Regions from separate parts of the Homo sapiens genome. Here region 1 is linked to region 2. The links are chromatin contacts, found by Hi-C or POLR2A ChIA-PET in ENCODE. All regions are on one chromosome and are shown on one strand. Each heading gives the region's core, a stretch centred on a gene start or an enhancer-like site at or near the end of the contact. The rest is flanking DNA. Distances are from core to core; before and after follow the strand shown.

Region 1 (3,970 bases), core at 1,040-3,539, 40 kb before region 2:
TTCCAGGAAGCCACATTCTCCGCAGAAGCTCTTGGTGAGGGGAGCTACTGGTAGTACAGTGGCATGGAGGAGGTGCAGTGAGAGTAAAAGGGGATAAGAGAACAGTAAAGAGAAAAATATGAAAAGGGAGGGCCATGGGGATCTATGATTCAGTTACTTTCCTCACAGTTGTCACTTGAAGAGCAGGCACAGATCCTCTAGAGGTTCACAGGAATAGCTAGTGTTGTCTCCTGGATTTTCGGGTTCTTTTGACAGTATCCAGAGTTTGACTCAAGTGTGATGTATCCAAGACTCCACTCCAGCCACTTTAACCATGGTTGAGGTACATAAAATGAAGGGTAGTGTCCTTCCCAGGATGTGTCTAGGGACAGGGAATTAGCAGGAAGGGACTTGACTAATACCATGTCACCAGGGTAGAATAGTTCCTTTCCCTCCTCTCAGGGACAGGCTCCTTGTAATGTTTTAAGAACTTGTTGATATTTGTCTAAGGAGGTGATGCCTGCAACTAAGTTGGCCATCTCTCAGTCGAGCACAAGTTATTGGTTAGGAAGGTCCATACAGCATCTCATATGGCTAAGTCCCACTTTTTGGGGAGAGTTTAGGATTCTTAGTAAGGCTATAGGCAACAGAGCAGGCCATGCAAGGTGGGTTTCTTGGGTTAGCTTTTTTAGATGTTGTTTGAGTGTTTCGTTCATTTTCTTGACTTTTCCTGAGGATTGTGGCCTCCAGGGGCAGTGTAAGTGATATTGTATGCCTAACACCTGGGATAGTCCCTGGGTTACTGCAGCCTTGAAAGCAGGGCCATTGTCACTCTGTAAGCCTCGGGGAAGTCCAAATCTAGGAATTATTTCATGAATTAGTGCCTTTATTACCTCTTGGGACTTTTCTGTCCTACAAGGGAAGGCGTCCGCCCAACCAGTGAAAGAATCTACCCAGACTAGTAGATACTGAAATCTCTGAGATTTGGGCATGTGGGTAAAACTTAGTTGCCAGTCTTCTCCTGGGTAATGGCCTGTTCTTTGTTCTCCTGAAGGAGCTTGGCGATAAGGCAGGGGATTGTTTCTTTGGCACATTTCACAGGCCCTGACTATCTGCTTGATAGTTTTGAAAAGGCCTGGTCCAGTAAATAATGATATGGCCATCTGATGGGTGCTATCAATGCCTAAGTGAAAGGTCTGGTGAAGGGTTTTAAGTAATTCACATTGGTTAGCTGCAGGCAAAAGTATTTTTCCTTCTTCAGTGGCTAGACATCCTGAGGGGAGGAAACTATGTCCTTGTGAGGTTCCCCCTTCTATTTCTTCTGCTGAGTACTGGGGCTTGGTTTCCTGGAGGGGATTACCCCATACTAGGGGTCCTTCTGTAAGCATTTCTAATGGAGGGTCCCACCTTGCAGCTCTTTTGGCTTCAATATCCACTTGGCAGTTCCCTTCTATTTCCCTTTCCTTTCCTTTCTGATGACCCCAGCAGTGAAAGACTGCCACCTCTTTAGGTTTCTGTACAGCCAATAATAATCTCCTAATGGCTTCCTGATGTTTGATAGGTGTTCCCTTGGAAGTTAGGAATTCCCTTTCTCTCCATATTACTGCGTGGGCATGGAGGACTAGGTAAGCATACTCAGAGTCTGTATATATGTTCACCCTTTTTTCTTCTCCTAATTCTAGTGTATAATGGCCCCTACTTTTGCTAGGATGTCTCTCCCTAACAAAGGAATGGGGCTTTCAGGCATAATTAGAAAGCCATGTGAAAAGAGTAAAGTTCCCCAGTCACAGCCTAGTGGCTGGGAGAAGTATCTAGTGACTGCCTGTCCTAGGACCCCTCGGACAGTGACAGAACTGGAGGACAGTTGTCCAGGACAGAAGAGTAAGACTGAGAAGGCTGTGCCAGTGTCCAGGGGACAGTTAACCTCCTGGCCTTCAATGATCAAGCATACCCGGGTCTCTATGAGAGTGATGTCATGGGCTGGCACTTGCCCCAGCCACCCTCAGTCGTCCTGCTGCTGGATCATCTGGTTAGTGGCTTCTGATTCAGAGGATCTTCATCCCCTGGGGCAGTGAGCCTTCCAGTGACTCCCTAGATATAAGGGGCATGGACAAGGGGGTGGCTTATTTCTATTCAGACATGGACAAGGGGATGGCTTATTTCTATTCAGACAATCTTATTTAAAGTGTAATTGTAAGCCTCACTGGAAGCAAGCCCCATTAAGCATTCAATTTGCCCAGCCTTTCCCTGTTCCAGAGCCTCCAAGGTCTGCTTGCCTGAGGGCCATGACTAAAGTGGTGGCCTTTTTCTTATCCTGTTTGTCCAGTTCTGCCTGCTCCTCCTGATCTCTATTATAAAAAACCGAGGTTGCCAAGTTCAATAGGGTTTCTTAGTTTTGCTCTGGGCCTAAGGCAGACTTTTGAAGTCTTTTCTAATGTCTGCAGCTGACTGAGTGATAAACTTATCCTTTAAGATTAGTTGGCCTTCAATAGAGTCAGGTGACAGAGAGGTATGCTTCCTCAGTGCCTCCGATAGTCTCTCCAGAAAGGCAGTAGGATTTTCTTCCTTTTCCTGTGTTATAGTGGACCTCATTGAATAATTCACAGGCCTCTTCCTAGTTTTCCTTAATCCTTCTAGCACGCAAGTTAGCAAATGTCTGTGGCAACATTCTCCATGTTCTTATTCTGCATCCCAATGAGGGTCTACACTGGGAACTGCCTGGTGGCCTGTGGGGAATTGTTCTCTTTCCTCTGTTGTCATCCTATCATTGACCTGACTGAGAAACCAGAGATTGCCAAACTCTTGCGCTGCAGTTATGGCAGCACTTCTCTCATTTGGGGTTAGTGTCTGATCTAGCAGTAACATTATATCTCTCCATGTGAGATCAAAGAATTGTCCTAACCCTTGTAAGACATCAATATAGCCATCAGGGTTATCTGAGAATTTACCTAGGTCTATTTTAATTTGCTTCAAGTCTGAGAGGGAAAAAAGTACATACACTCTGACTAGGCCAAATCATCCAGAATACATCTTAGGGGCATTTTTGCCTTGCGGGGAACATTTCTGAAAAAAGAACTTAGGGATGCCAGCACCCCTAGTCATTTTCCAATGAGCATTAGTCCTAGAGCATCCTCTATGGTCCTAATGCTTATTCCTTTCTGTTGGGAAGAGGCCCCCAAATCTGGCTATAAACTGGCCCCAAAACTGGCCATAAACAAAATCTCTGCAGTACTGTGACATGTTTATGATGGCCATGGTGCCCACACTGAAGGCTGTGGGTTTACCGGAATGAGGGTAAAGAACACCTGGCCCGCCCAGGGCAGAAAACCACGTAAGGTGTTCTTAAACCACAAACAATAGCATGAGCGATCTGTGCCTTAGGACATGTTCCTGCTGTAGATAACTAGCCAGAGCCCATCCCTTTATTTTGGCCCATCCCTTTGTTTCCCGTAAGGAATACTTTTAGTTATTCTATAAACTATAGAAACAATGCTTATCTCTGGCTGGCTGTCAATAAATATGTGGGTAAATCTCTGTTTGAGGCTCTCAGCTCTGAAGGCTGTGAGACCCCTGATTTCCCACTCCACACTCTATATTTCTGTGTGTGTGTCTTTAATTCCTCTAGTGCTGCTGGGTTAGGGTCTCCATGACCGAGCTGGTCTCAGCACCTTTCCAGGGTGCGTAACCACCCATGGACCTCTGCTTATTGGATTAGTTACGCTCACCAATGAGGCAGTCCTGCACCTGTTTTCCCACCTTTCTTGACCTTACAAAGAAAGGGGTCCAGGCTGCTGGATTCTAGTAGTCCTTTACCAGCGTGCCCAATATTGCCTTTGTGCTCAGGGGTGAGTCCTAGAGCTGGGCTGGGTTCCTGAGTATTTCATAACAATCCAGCTGCCCCATCAGATGCATTCCCATAAACAACTGTTCTTATGCAAATTCATTTCAGACAGGGTGTAGTAACCTTTTGAGTCAGGATTGAGATAGAGTT
Region 2 (4,154 bases), core at 467-2,966:
AGAGTTTGCCTTTTTTAAGGCGGACCCCGTAATCATCTGAGAAGCCTAGAGAGAAATTCTGCAACATACACTGGAGAGGACTCCAATCTTTATGGGGCCGGGAAGAAGAGTTTACTATTCTGGAGGCAATTAACAAGGTTTGAACAAAAATATTAAACCCAGCATGGACAAAGATATTCACGGCCTGGGAGGCTATGGTATCAGAAGAACAGAAGTATTATAGCTAGAAGAAGTAGGAAAACAACTATAGCCAATATTTCTTGCCACATAAGGTCTGTCTCCTCAAGCTTCGAGATCTATGGAGAGGATAAGAGGTGGGTCCAAGGGATCCTCAGCCAGTGGGACTTAGGTGACCCCCCCTTCTTGACTTATATCCCAAATAACTTTGGTGTCTCCACGACTCGAAAGCAAAATGTTCAAACTCGGTCCTTTCCTTCACGGGTTTAAGGAGGGAGAACACAGCCAAGTCTTAGAGACGCTGGACTTGCTGCAACACAGGAAAATGAGATGTGCAGGGTAAGGGATGGGGATGAGGAGGAAAGGGGCCACTTGGATTTCCCTAAAGGTTGGAGAGTAGCCAAAAGAGGTAAAATAAGAGTCCAGACAGAGTAGAGCAGTATGGGTGTAGGTTTCTCTGCACAGTGCCTTATTTAAGGGCATGGGAAAAGTTATGGGATGACAGAAAAGGTGAGTAAGGAGGTCAGCAGGGTGGCTATTTTGGATCCACCACTGGTCTAAGGAGAAGGTGGACCAGTCGTTGGGGCGTGGGGTATGGCAATCCAAACGCCAGCAATCTTTATGGTGCCAGAAATCCTAAACGGGTGAATGTCTTCCACACCCTTCCCCATAACAACACCTAATTTGTTTCTGACAGGAAAGGCAGGACTGGGATGGCCAGCCCAACCGACTAATGAGGAATTTGACCTCCTGGGATAGAAAATCTGTACTAAGGACCTTGAAGAAGTCCTTGCCCAGTCATTTTGGGCAGTATCGACGATCCGACATATGAAATTTAGACAGACACTAAACAGGACAATAGGCACTGGGGTATATAAACAAGCATGGCAATTTTTATAGACAGACAAGGGGAGGGGGTCCCGTGATGGGATCAGTCAGATGCCCTCCTGGCTGCTCCCCTTTCGGGGACTTAGGCTCCTCTTGGCATTGGCAGGCTGGTATAAACCCCTGGCTTGGATCGAGCTATGCCTGATGCCGCCCTAAGCCTTATGAGGTCACCACGGAACCACAGGTGAGGGCCTTCTCGAATTCCCTAGCTTTCACCCTGGAGCTACAAACTGGAAATTCAAGCGCAAGCCCTTGAACTCCACATTCACTCACTCACTCACTCACTCAGAGTTTATTACAATTTTTATACCCATTCTAAAACAGAGATCTCCCGGAGACCTGAATGAGAGAGGGAGAAGAGATAGAGAGAGAGAGAGACTAGACTTAACAGAGAATCCTGACAGAAACCAGGACTCTGTCCTCCAGTGTCCTGGAGCATGGACAGAGTCTGAGGGAGGACCTTCGTCAGGGCCGTTTCCCTCCCAGAGAGACAGAGTCAGATCTGACTTACCTTCCCGGGACTAGAGACTGAGGACTCAGGAGTTGAATTTGGCTGGGCGCACCGGCAGTCGATCCGTTCCCCTCCAGAAGACAGTGGCCTGTGGAGCCCTGGAACGTCTTCAGGTGGCCCTGTAAGCCAGCTGTCTGTCTGGGGAAGCCCGGAATGAGTCAGGTCTTCACCCGGTGGCGAATCTCTCTGGGGCTTCCAAATGTCGTAACCGAGCAAGTCATAGAGAGAATGCCACACTCTGAGACTAATTCAGGAGTCCTTTATTGCTGGCGACTGAGAAAGAGCTAGAGCTTGAAATTCTCTCGGTCCGGAAGAAGAGGCTAGAGTTCTTTTTATACCTTGGCCTAAAGAGGGGAGGGGGAGTCTAGCTGAAGCAATTTTTTACAGAAGCAGAACAGGAAAAAATTAAAAGATAAATGGTTACAGAAACAGTTACAGGAAAATAAACAGTTCCAGGTGCAGGGGCTTAAAGTATCCCAAAGTGATAAAAGCAGGGGCTTTGGATACCACCAACCAAGTGTGCTCCCAGGAGCTGCTGGTACAGCTTGCCTCAGTATCTTATCAATAAGCGCATTCTTGGATGTGCTTGGAGTCAGCTTGCACCAGTTATGTCCTTAAGGAGGGGGACAAGGGGCTGCAAGCGAAGAAACCAAGCTAAGACTCTCTCAGCTATTGACTCTCTCGATATTGACTCTCAATTGAGTCTCCCAAGCTATTGACTCTCTCAGCTAAGAAAGAGTCAATCAGGATAAAACAAGATAGGGTATCACAATTTGATCTGCAAGATTATTTCCTGGACTTGTGAAAGGCGAGTCGTTTTGGTGCCCTGGGACATGTACAATAGCTATCTCTTCTGGCAATTGGAGATTGTTGAGGACACGAGCATCAGTTCTCTATGAACTAAATCTTGGCCTCTACTATTGATAAGAGCCCTCTCCATCCAAATTTTCCCAAATGTGTGTGCCTCCCCAGAGGGATACTTAGAGTCAGTATAGATAGATTTTCTTGGTTTTGTAAATGTCCTAAAGCTTGGCTGAGTGCAAACAGTTCACACCCTTGGACAGACCAATTATTAGACCCCCTTCCTGATTTTACTTTTTTAACAGTCTTTCCATTAATCACTGAATACCTATTATGTCTCTTTCTTTTAATCACCTGGGAGGTTCCATCTATGAATAAGTGCCACCCTGTCTTGAAGGGAGTTTTTCCTAAGTCTGGTTGAACTTTCGTATGGTAATTAATTCGATTTAAACACGCGTGCTCTCTCGTTTTACGTTTGGATCCCCCGTTAAAGAGCCTGCTGAATAAAGTGAATTATTAGTACTTAATATTAAATCACCTTTTTCCCAGAAAGATAGCCTCATATTTTAAAATTTTTGAGTTGGTAATCTCCCTCCTTGCGTTTTGATTTAATATAGTTTTAACTTGGTGGGTTGTGGCCTGAAGCGGCTGGGGAGTAACTTGAAACCTCAGCTGAAGGGACAGCACAGGCTGGGGCGTGGCCTGAAACAGCTGGGGAGTAACCTGAAACCACAGCCGGAGGGACCTGAGAGGGGAACCAAAGGGGCAGGATTGGGGGCGCTGAAGGAAGGAAGGTGATTTAGAGGATCCCATGTCTTGGTAGGTATGGGTTGTCTAGGCATGGGAACTCTTTCCTTTTTAGAAAGGTTGGTTTCTGATTTTCTCCCTCCAGAGTCTAAAGGGTAAAGGAGAACTGGTCCCTGCCGCCAGCAGAGGGCGTAATCGATTTTTCCTGGGACACAGGGCTCTTACTGTTAACATATTTGATTAACAGCTGACAAATTCGCTCTTCATTAGACTTAAATTTTGGCCAGAAAAGTGAGGGCTTAAGGATGGGTTCTCGAACTTAAATAAAACAACAATATTCTATCATCTGCTGTTTTTGTTTATACTTGGTTCTCTTATTATTTTTTCAATACTTTAGCATAAGCCCCAAGGGGCTATCAGAAGGAAATTCATCACTCTCTAGACTCTTTAGTTTTCCTGTCTTACTTGAAACGTTCCCCATCTTAGGGATTATGGGGAGGAGGCCCAACCCCTCCTGTGAGATTTCTACCCTCCCCCTTCCTGGAGGCTTACTGAGGCTTTGGGGAAAGGCTCCAACCCAACCTGTTTGGATTTCTACCCTCCCCCTTCCTCTTTGTCTACTCTGTCTGTTCCTGACTCTAGTTGACAGATGGCAGCATGAGGCCATAGAGAAGACTCACTCACTCCACATAACCACCATACTAAGTCCCATTCATACACTGTCAGCCTCCAGCTTATCCCAACCACCTGGGAAATACTTTGTCACCTTCGCCAAGTCTCCTACCTTATTCCATGCACAAGAATTTCCTGGTCCTCTTATTGTTGCGGTCTTGCAAGCTTCTCCTCCCCGCTTTGCTGAGATCCAGACTTATTTGTCACAAAGCGGGGGGGGGGCCCTGATCTCCCTCAACCTAGGGGCACGGTAACTAGACAGTAGGATGCGTCCCCTCCGGGTGGGGTGACCGAAGGCCCCCTTCCCAAAGGAGAAGATTCGAGCCCCAAAGTTGGGCTCCAGAACTGTTAGGAATAA

Evidence for each region. A loop is a pair of places that touch in the nucleus more often than their neighbours do. ChIA-PET counts read pairs that join two places held with the same protein, here RNA polymerase II (POLR2A). Pooled maps may share reads with other maps.
Region 1: a loop to region 2 is called in a map of PC-9, with 5 times the contacts of the local background. The contact joins the enhancer-like site here to the promoter of AKR1B15 in region 2. A Hi-C loop is called at or near these places in 6 of 168 maps with a recorded cell type or tissue (K562, PC-9, Right ventricle myocardium inferior and 3 more), 2 of 37 single-sample maps with no recorded cell type and 8 of 50 pooled maps. POLR2A ChIA-PET finds 5 or more read pairs at or near these places in 4 of 52 experiments (A673, MCF 10A, PC-9 and 1 more).

What each region holds. Positions count from the first base shown.
Region 1 is chr7:134,587,895-134,591,864 of GRCh38, reverse strand. No RefSeq gene overlaps it. Among named protein-coding and RNA genes, the nearest start is that of AKR1B15, 41 kb to the right of the region's middle. Within about 2 kb of position 2,289, at least 6 of the 41 ENCODE cell types and tissues checked have a DNase peak (open chromatin) inside an H3K27ac peak, as active enhancers do; they include PC-9 and mammary epithelial cell, where a contact is called at or near this core.
Region 2 is chr7:134,546,672-134,550,825 of GRCh38, reverse strand. AKR1B15 (aldo-keto reductase family 1 member B15) reads right to left here and starts at 1,716. Exons shown (of 12, transcript NM_001080538.3): 1 at 1,577-1,716. It overlaps LOC105375520 (a long non-coding RNA gene), which reads left to right. Exons shown (of 3, transcript XR_928005.3): 3 at 1-3,469. RefSeq lists an enhancer at 1,646-1,705.